2 separate regions of the Homo sapiens genome follow, and region 1 is linked to region 2. The links are chromatin contacts, found by Hi-C or POLR2A ChIA-PET in ENCODE. All regions are on one chromosome and are shown on one strand. Each heading gives the region's core, a stretch centred on a gene start or an enhancer-like site at or near the end of the contact. The rest is flanking DNA. Distances are from core to core; before and after follow the strand shown.

What was found. A loop is a pair of places that touch in the nucleus more often than their neighbours do. ChIA-PET counts read pairs that join two places held with the same protein, here RNA polymerase II (POLR2A). Pooled maps may share reads with other maps.
Region 1: a pooled map shows a loop between it and region 2 (8-fold over the local background). The contact joins two enhancer-like sites. A Hi-C loop is called at or near these places in 11 of 37 single-sample maps with no recorded cell type and 5 of 50 pooled maps. POLR2A ChIA-PET finds 5 or more read pairs at or near these places in 5 of 52 experiments (H1, PC-3, activated CD4-positive, alpha-beta T cell and 2 more).

The regions. Positions count from the first base shown.
Region 1 is chr6:4,898,466-4,903,637 of GRCh38, reverse strand. The region is part of intron 2 of CDYL (chromodomain Y like); the gene reads right to left. LOC105374897 (a long non-coding RNA gene) reads right to left here. Exons shown (of 2, transcript XR_926412.3): 1 at 1-5,172. Among named protein-coding and RNA genes, the nearest start is that of LYRM4-AS1, 100 kb to the left of the region's middle. RefSeq lists an enhancer at 8-508. Within about 2 kb of position 1,811, at least 2 of the 41 ENCODE cell types and tissues checked have a DNase peak (open chromatin) inside an H3K27ac peak, as active enhancers do.
Region 2 is chr6:4,799,055-4,803,793 of GRCh38, reverse strand. All of the region lies in intron 1 of CDYL (chromodomain Y like), which reads right to left. Among named protein-coding and RNA genes, the nearest start is that of CDYL, 25 kb to the right of the region's middle. RefSeq lists an enhancer at 1,384-1,433. Within about 2 kb of position 2,138, at least 4 of the 41 ENCODE cell types and tissues checked have a DNase peak (open chromatin) inside an H3K27ac peak, as active enhancers do.

The DNA of each region.
Region 1 (5,172 bases), core at 562-3,061, 100 kb before region 2:
AGACTGCTGGTGAGAAAGGACACAGAAGCTGTCTCCTCCCTCCGGCACCCAAGCCCTGGCAAGCCACCGTGTGCATCGTGTGGGTTCTTTTATTATTTCACTTGTTGTTGAAGTTCAATGAACCCTTTAAGTAGATTTTGCTCAGATAAAACAATATAATTTTCAATAAAATGCTAATTATCAAAAGACATTTAAGATGAACCATCACGGAAGAAAATGCTTTCATCCACTCCACAGTTTAGTGGCCGCCTACCATGTGGCAGGTAGTAGAAAAACTAGGACGAAATGTCTTGGTTCTTACTCTCAAGAAGTTCCCTTGAGCACTGGGATGCAGCTGTGAAGAGGAATATATTGACTTCACTTAAAAGGACATGTGCACGTACAGCAGGGACATGGCGCAGGAGCACAGGCCTGCTGACTCGTCTGATTTGGAGGACGTCCCCTAAGTGCTTAGGGCGGCAGGAGTGTAGGAGTGCCTCTTGGTGCCTTGGTAATTTGTCCCGACTACCCTAACAAACCATTCCTTTTACTCTTCTTTTTAAAAGACAAACACTAATAACGGAAGCAGAAGGGATAAAAATTCCTCCAACAACTCACTCATGTACACGCAAATGTTAATGAAGCCCCTAATGTGTGTAAACAATTGGACTAGGCAATGTAGGAGATTCTAAAGACCACTGAAATATCTGCACAACACTTCCATTTTACCATTTAAAGTTTAAGTGAATTTGTCCATCTACTCTGGATCTTTCCCTGGATATTTTAAAAACATCCGATTTTATTTTTTCAGACTGTTCTAGGGAATCGGCTCCCATCCATCCAATCTAAGTACTCAAGCCACGTTAGTTAAACCTTCTGCACCCAAGGCAAAAGAGCCTTGGAGAATTGGACTCCCTGGCACCTTCTCCAAGGGGATCCTCATAAACAGTCCATTTGTGTAATTAATGTGACTGATGTGTAAAAGGTGAGATATCAAATTAAAAAGGAGATAAATGCAGTGCCTAGCTCCCAAAGATAGGACTAGAAAAGGAGGAAGAACACCTATTCAAAAAGAGGAAGTACAGAGCTGGGCACAGCTCAGTCTCCTGGTGAGCAGCATCTTGGGCACAGCTGCATTGGGAGGATGACTGTGTACTGTTTCAGAGGGCCACCCAAACGCTGGAACATGACATTAATTCAAAGTATGATTGTCCAGGCTTGCTCAGTACCTACTGTCTTTTTTTTTTTTTTTTTGAGATGGAGCTTCACTCGTTGCCCAGACTGGAGTGCAATGGTGCGATCTTGGCTCACTGCAACCTCTGCCTCCCGGGTTCAAGCGATTCTCCTGCCTTGGCCTCCCGAGTAGCTGGGTTTACAGGCATGCGCCACCACGCCCGGCTAATTTTGTATTTTTTTTTTTTTAGTAGAGACAGGGTTTTTCCATGTTGGTTAGGCCGGTCTCGAACTCCAGACTTCAGTTGATCCACTCACCTTGGCCTCCCAAAGTGTTGGGATTACAGGTGTGAGCCACTGCACCCGGCCTCTATTGCCATTTCTATTGTTACTAGCCCTGGCTTTCCCCTGGGGTATCCTCTCATCCCCTTCCTTCTAGGTTACAGAGTTTAGATGAAGTTGACCTCACCCCTTGAAACGTAGGAGGAAGAGAAGCCCCTTTTCTGTCTGGTCAGCTGAGAGGTCAGGGTGGCAGCCCAGAGCTGCGGGGGCACCTTGCTTCCATGCGGGAAGGATGGCCTGACTGAAAAAGTGGAGGCTGGGGGTGGGGTGGGGTATGAGAATGATGGTAACTTCAGGCCACAGATCCAGCTGTGCCTGGATTTCAGTTTCATGAGCCAACAGATGCCATTTCATTTGCTTGTATGTTTAAGCCACTGTGGGTTCAGTTTCACTCACTTGACACAGAAGCGAAAGTCTTGAGTAATACTGTGTACTTAATAAAATCAATTACGCTTATAAAAAATTCACTTATCAGTGTGACACAGTACAAAGAACTAAATGGAAGTCAGGAGTAGGTTCTAACGTAGAGTCTAGTTTCCCACCAATTCTGCTAGTGATTTGATCAAATCACTCTCTTTCACAAGCGGCCTCTTCTGTAAAACAAGGATTCTCTGAAAGAGGAAGATGAATGTTGGAGGAACTTAAGACAGAACAAAGGCACCAGAATAGCATGCTCGGAAGAGGCTAGAGAGCCTGTACCCTGTGTATATATAGCTGCTCCCAACCTTAAGGTACAGCATGCCACTGGAGGAATATTCCAGAAGGCCAGTACCTGACTGCAGCAAAAACAATGCTAACGGGAATAGAGGAGACAAGGAGGATTTGTAACAGGGCTTAATTCCTAGTAGCACATGCAGCGACAAGAGCAAATTTAATCTGAAAATGTGATTTCCCCCCCTTTGTCCTTGTATCAGTTAAAGTTCAAAAGGAGCAAGAACTATAGTTAGAAATATTCCTTTTATGTCATCTGACCTAAGAAATCTAAATTTCTTTTAAATTGTACTTCATATAAGCCCAAAGTAATGAAATATACTTTGGTATATTCAAAACTGAGCAGGAACCATAAAATTAATGCACATTAATTGGAAGTTTTCTAGTCCCTTAAGGCAGGGCCTAGATAGTCCTACCTCACCCCTGAGTGGGGTGGGGAGGACCCTGAATCATGGACCTCTTTTTAGGCACTCTCTTTACAAGCATGCACGCCACAGCTCAAACATGCAGAGAAGATCAGTGTAGTCCCTGGGCAAAGACAGGTACATTCACGAAATGTTCACATTTTGGAAGTTAAACCACCCAAAAGAAAAACAGGCAAGATATATATATATATATATATATATATATATATATATATATATATATATATACACACGTATACGGAATTAACAGAAGAATGAATGCAAACAGTCAATTAACTTGCAAAAACAGTTTTCCTGTTTTAAAATTAAAACAATGAGATAGCAATTTCTCATCTGCCAGACACTGAAAAATAGATTAAAATGTTGGTTAAGAATAGGTAAATATGTACTCACAATCTTTTCAGCTTTTTTAGAGAGCAATTTGGCAACATCTATTAAAATTTTAAATCAATTACAGGCCTTGTGTTTTATCGTTTACAATAGCAAGTTGCCGACTAACTCTCAAATAGTGTAAAATGTATCCTCGAATAGGAAAAAAATGTATATGCATATGTGTATGTGTGTATAAACATATATGGGGGAGAAAGAGGAGAGGGAAAGTAAATGAGGCAAAATGTAAACAATTGGTGAATCTGGGTAAGGGATACTATATGGGTATTTCTTGTACTGGTCTTGCAACTTGTAAGTTTGAAATCATATTTATATAAAGTTTAAAACATAAAAAGAAATAATTTGAGTCTTAAAATAGAGAGTTCTCCAAGACATGATGTTAAATAAAAAGAGCAAATGCTAAGAACAAATTACGTAGTATGATCTCATATAAAAGAATATAAATTCATAGAAAAAGATAGAAATGACACACATCAAACTACTGATGTTCTCTCTGGGGAATTTGGTATTCAGAGGGGGAGGTAACAGTGAACTCATATTTTGCTCAAAGTACTTCTAAATTACTTGTGCAAAAATGTATGACATTTACACATTCTGTTTACAACAGGATGTGTGTTAACATTTCTGGAGCTGTGACATCAATAAACTTCATTTGCAGGGAAAAAACTCTCAAAGTCTGCAGCAGGGACTCTCAGAATAAGAAGGAAAACACTCCTTGAGAAACCTTGGTTCCCTATCCAGAGTGAGATGGTCACGGGACTCCACACAGCTCACACGTGACTCTTCCCCTCGGGATATGGCTGCTGAAGAGCTGGCAGGGTTCGTTCCCTAAACTTCTGACGGGAATCAGAATATGCAATTCTAAAATATGCCACTTTTGAATACGGATTATTTTTAGCTAAAGGCAACTGAGAAGCAACAGATGCAGAAAGAACTCTCTATTGCTGCCTGAAAGGGCTTAAATTCCTGTCTGTAAAGGTATTCCCACTTTCCCGTACCAGGAAAAGGAAAACAATTCATTACCAGAGAGATGAAACTGGGCCGAGACGGCATCAACAGACCTTACTAAACAGCCTTTGTCTTCCATTTGTTTCCCCGTATATCCACCTCCCCACATTTTACCACCCCCAAGAAGCCTAGAAACCCCACTTTCTTTTGTCTAGGAACTTCTCCGCAATTTATCATCCTTTGTTAAAATGGTATATGAGCCCTCAAACCTAACCACTTCTTTGGGGTTTCCTCTTTTGTGTGGAGACCTCTTGGGAACATAAAATTTAAAACACCAATTAAATGTATATGTCCTTTTCTCCTGTTAATATGTCTTTCACCACTGTAATTCACAGGCCCCAGCCACAAACCTAAGAGGATAGAGGGAACGCTCTCCTTCCTCTTACACTTTTTTGGCTAGCTGAACTTGTTATATTTAATTCATTTTTACATACAACAGGGGATGATTACAAAAGGGGAGCTGATGTTTCAAAGAAAACTACATTGAATGATTTGGAAAGGCTCTAGACTAAAAACTGTTGTCAAAACCAGGTGTGAGAAAATGAGAAAAATCAAAAAGGCTAGGGCTGTACTCAGATTTCTAAGTACACCTAAGTTTTGCTCTACTTTGAAGAAATCCAAAGTGGTAACAGTAAGTGATACATTACGAGCATGCTTTACACAAGAGAGGGCTCCAAGCAATGAATCCATGTTCAAAAGTCCTTGGCTCTTCCAAGTGGCAAACGCAAGCACTCCCTTGGAAAGGGCCTTGGTTCGACATCAATCATTGGAAAATAATGCAGATTTATTAAGTTTTAAAATAAAATCATTATGGTGTGCATGTTTTTAAAGATTCCTGGGAGTAAGCAGACTGGCTCCAGCTGGACAAGAGCATCTTCTCTACGGGCTCTATGCCTGAAACTCTGCACTAGAATCCTTAAGCACACGCAGGTTTGCGGACCACTATGCTCACTCTGAGGAACTGAGGAACCCACCTGCTGCTGGGCATCACATCATTCTGCCTGAGGATACCTATTAAATGCTTAGAAAGGAGGGAGGCTGTGCATCTACATGTCTCAAAGGACTACTCCCCTCTCGTTTGATTTCTAGCTTCTGGACCCTTTCCTTGTGTAAGTGGGTTTGCTCTTGAAAAGAATAAGCAAGA
Region 2 (4,739 bases), core at 889-3,388:
AGAATGAAGAGAAGTCATCAGGAAAATAAAGATGAAAACTAAAAAAAAAAAAAAAAAAAATCAGGAAAGTGAGCCAAGTCTGAAGCCAGGAGATATCCCGAGGCCACGTGCTGATGCTGGACAGGGACACAGAGCCACAGTGACGGGGCTGTAAGGTCAGATTAGAGCCCACGCAGACAGGCAAGGTCAGGGGCTACACTCTCAAGTGAAAGGGCAACCAGGGAACAGAGCCCACACCTGTCTATCGTCTGTCAATCCTGTTACTGGAGAAAGTTGGTGAGAGAATCCTGAAAGAATTCTCATCCATGCCCCAGGCTTCAGAGCAGGATAAAATCTGCTTCACTTCAAGGCAGATGGAGGAGAATGGGGACAGCAGAGGAGGTGCAAAAATTGCCCAATCCCTCAAATCTTGAGATAATAGCCAAGAGAAAACTAAGTGACTGGAAAGGGATGATAAATGGGCAAAAGCTGCAGGACCAGGTGGATGAGGATCTGTGCAGAGGAAGCAGAGGATAGCAACAGGGTGTCTGATGGATGGGAGCAGAAGAACCCTGACACTGTCAACAGGCACCTCACAGGAAAACTCAGGGAGCCAGCTGAGAATAGCAGCCAAAACTAGAAGGGTCTTTGCACACTTCCATCTATAGGTGGATGCAAGTGATCACAGCCAGGTCCGAAGGGACTGCAGCAGTCTAAGGCTGAAGGGCTCTTGAAACTAGCCAGCCAAAGCCTCCTTCTACTAAGAAAAACTGCTGGGAACAGAACAGCAATGGAGCAGGAAAGGGATAGTGTGGGGTGGGGGACGCAATGGAAAGAGAAGGTCTAGCCCAGATGGATGGGGAAGGAGAGGAATGGGAGGACAGCCCTTGAGCTCAAAAGGTACCAGGCCACACTGTCAAGTACTTAGTGAGATGCCGGAAAAGAGAATCCTGTGGCCTCTGAAAACCTCTCCCGCCCACCCTCCCTGCACAAGTGCACACAACCTAATTTCAAATAAAAAGAAGAACAGAAAAAGGATGGTGGCTGACTCTCATACAAACTTATCTCAAGGGAAAAAAAAAGAACAAAATAAACTGAATAATGACCCTAAAAGCAATGAAAGCACAACAGAAAGACACGCTCATGAAACAGACAAGCTATACTCACCCTAGTATTTCAAAACTAAAAATATCAACTTTCTGTAATGGCAGGAAGGGTGAAGAGGTCACACAAACACTCACAGATAACATTTATAATAACTGTTTTTTGTTTTTTTGAGGTAGGGTCTCACTCTGTCACCCAGGCTGGAATACAGTGGTGCAATCATAGCTCATTGCAGCCTCAACCTCCTGGGATCAGGTGATCCTTCCACCTCAACCTCCCAAGTAGCTGGGACTACACACACTGCCATCACACTCAGCTAAGTTTTTTTTATTTTTAGTAAAGACGGGGTCTCACTATGTTGCCCAGGCTTGTCTCAAACTCCTGGCCTCAGGTGAGACTCATGCCTCATCCTCTCAAAGTGCTGGAATTACAGGTGTGTACCACCATGCCAAGCTAATTAGTGATTTTTTTTTCAATGATCTAAAGGTAGTATTTGCAAAAGCCAGGAAGAGAGTTAAATCTCAAAAACTGTAACTAGAAGGGTTAAGAATTGTGAGTTTGTGGCATCTTGGCTCAAGGCACTGCTCAACTCCCACAGCTATTGCTGCAAAACATGGGGGCAAACAAAAGCCAGTTCCTCACCAACTAAAGGTGCCAGATATCAAAATCTGGAATTGGGGAAGCAGCTAGAAATTTAAAGCACTCTGACAGCACTAGAATATAGAGGTGACACTCAAATTCAGAGCATAAGATGCTGAAATCCCTAGCTGACAGCTGAACTACATACTACATATGTGCTGAGGAAACCACAAGCAGCACGGTGAAAAAGCAGTCAGAAACCAGAAAGCAATATTTTTAAAAAAGAGTAACATGGAGCCAAATCTGTGAATATGATGCTCTTTCCCAACTATGCTCAAGCTAGGGCGGCATAAAGCTTGAAATGTCAGAGTACAGAGCTCAAAGCTGGTGGAGTGCTAGAAACTAGGGGAATCCCCAGAATAAAGACAACCACAGAGAAAAGTCCATCTCTACTCAGATCCTTAGCCAACTTTCAAATTTTGCAGACACAGGGGAGACTCACAGGGTGCCACACTAAAACCACCACCAGTGCAAAGACCTAAGAGCAGAGGAGAGCTACAAGCGGCTGCATATCACAGGAAAAACAAAGTGTGTAGTTTGACCAAGCAGTTTATTAACAGTCTGCTACAATAAAAACACAATAATCCTCAGAAGAACACAAGAGTTCAGACTCACTACAGCATATGTCCAACTTTCCACTAGACAAGAAAAAAATAGGAAATCTTGACCCTCTGCAGGTAAAATGATAGTCAACAGAAACTGATTCCAAGTGAGCCGAAATGTTGGATTTAACAGACTTCAAACATTTATCATAAATATTTCAAAAACGTCTGAAAAACATGCCCAAAGAATTGAAGGAAAATATGGTATCAATAAGTGAACAGATATGGCAATCTCAAGGGAGAAAAATGAAACCAGAAAAACTAAAAGCCTAGATCTGAACAAAACATTTACTAAAATAAATGCATTAGACTGGCTAAGCAACGGATTGATGCTTGGTTCTGCCATCTGCAATGAACCTGAATACAGAATAATCTGAAGAACATAAAGAGAAAGAGATGAATGAAAAATAAGTAGAATTCCCAAAAATGTGACAACAGGAAGCAGTACCTTAATTGGACTCTAGAGAGAGGAAAGGAGGAAAAGACATCTGAAGACACAACAACTGAAATATCTCCCAAAAGCTCAATAAACCTCAAACAGAATAACACAAACAAAACTTCTTCTAGACACACCTTAGTCAAATGGTAGAAAGCCAAGGATAAACAAAATCTTGAAAGCAGCCAGAGAAAATGACGTCATAAACAGGAAAACAACGGCAACAATAACGATAAGAACAAAGACTTCTCCTTAGAAACTTTTAAGTCTGAAGACACTGGGACCACATATTCAAATTACTGAAGAAGGAAAAGGAAGAAAACCAGTCAACCAAGAATTCTAGTATTCAGAAGAAGTTTCCTTTAAAAATGAAGGTAAAATAAGGGCATTTTCAAATAAACTATTTGTCATTGGTAGATCTATAACAAGAAATGCTAAAGAAAGATCTCTAGTCCAAATGGAAACTACACTAGATGGCAACTTAGAGCTACAGGAAGAAATGAAGACAGCCAGAAATGGTAATTATGTGGATATATGTAATATCTTAGTTTTCTATAAAAGATGACAGCATAAAGCAAAAAATACAACACTACTGATGGGTTTACAAAGTATATAAATGCAACAACTGTGACAATAATACTAAGGATAAGTAGTGGAACTGGAAACACATCATTGAAAAAATTATATGTCTTATCCAAAGTGATTCAATATTAAAGAAAAAGCTAAGATGCATATAGCTAGAAAACCAACAGAAGAATTAAAATTAATAAGAAATTTTGGTTAACACAAAATCAGCAAAAGAGGAGGAACAAAAGCAAATAAAATCCCTTCCCTAAGAAAAGCAAAAAATGATAGACCTAATATAACCATATTAATAATTACTTTAAATGTAAATGGATTAATTTCAATTAAAAAGCATGGACTATCCGATTATTTTAAAAAGGCAAGAACTGACTATATTCTGGTTTCTAAAGAACAATTTTAAATATAAAGACAGAAACAAACTAAAAGTAACAGACTGGAAAAAGATATACCAAAGCTAGAATGGATACATTAATGTAAAACAAAGTAGACTTCGAAAAGTATTACTAGAAACAAAAAAGACGTTTCATAGTGATTTTAAAAGGAAAATATAACAATATTATAAATATACATCCATCTAATGACAGCTTCAAAATACGTGAAACAGAAACAGAAACAACCAATGCACAATCGTATTTGGAAATTCTAACATATTTCTCAGTAATTGATAAAATTGGACCAAAAAACAATAAAACAAAGAGATGAGAGATCTTGGCTGGGCGCAATGGCTCATGCTCTGTAATCTCAGCACTTTGGGAGCCGAGCAAGGCAGGCAGATCGCCTAGCTCAGGAGTTCAAGATCAGCCTGGGCATATCATGAAACCCCATCTCTACAAAAACTAGCTGGGTGTGGTGGCACACACCTATAGTCCCAGCTACTTGGGAGGCTGAGGTGAGAGGATCATCTGAGCCTGAGAAGTGGAAGCTATGCTGAGCCATGATCACGCCACTGCACTCCAACCTGGGTGAGTGAGACCTTGCCTAAAAAATAAAAAAATAAAAAAAAAATGGGAGACCTATGTGACCATACCAACTGTAGTTTAGCTGGTATTTATGAAAAGCTCCATCAACAACCAGAGAATTATATAATCTTTTCAAATACACACAGAACATTCACCAAGACAGACCATATACTGGGCCATAAAACAATTCTGAATAGATTCCAAAAAACTGAAATCTTATAGGAAATGTGCTTTGACTACAATGGAATTCAAAATCAACAATAAAACATTTAGAAAAACCTCAAATATCCACAATTTAACCTAATTCTAAACCCAGGGGTCAAAGAAGAAATCACAAATCAACCCAGAAAATATTTTGAACTGGATTCTAATGAAAGCATATCAAATTTTGATAGACTGAAGCAGAGCTGCAAGTAAATGTACAGCACTATATGC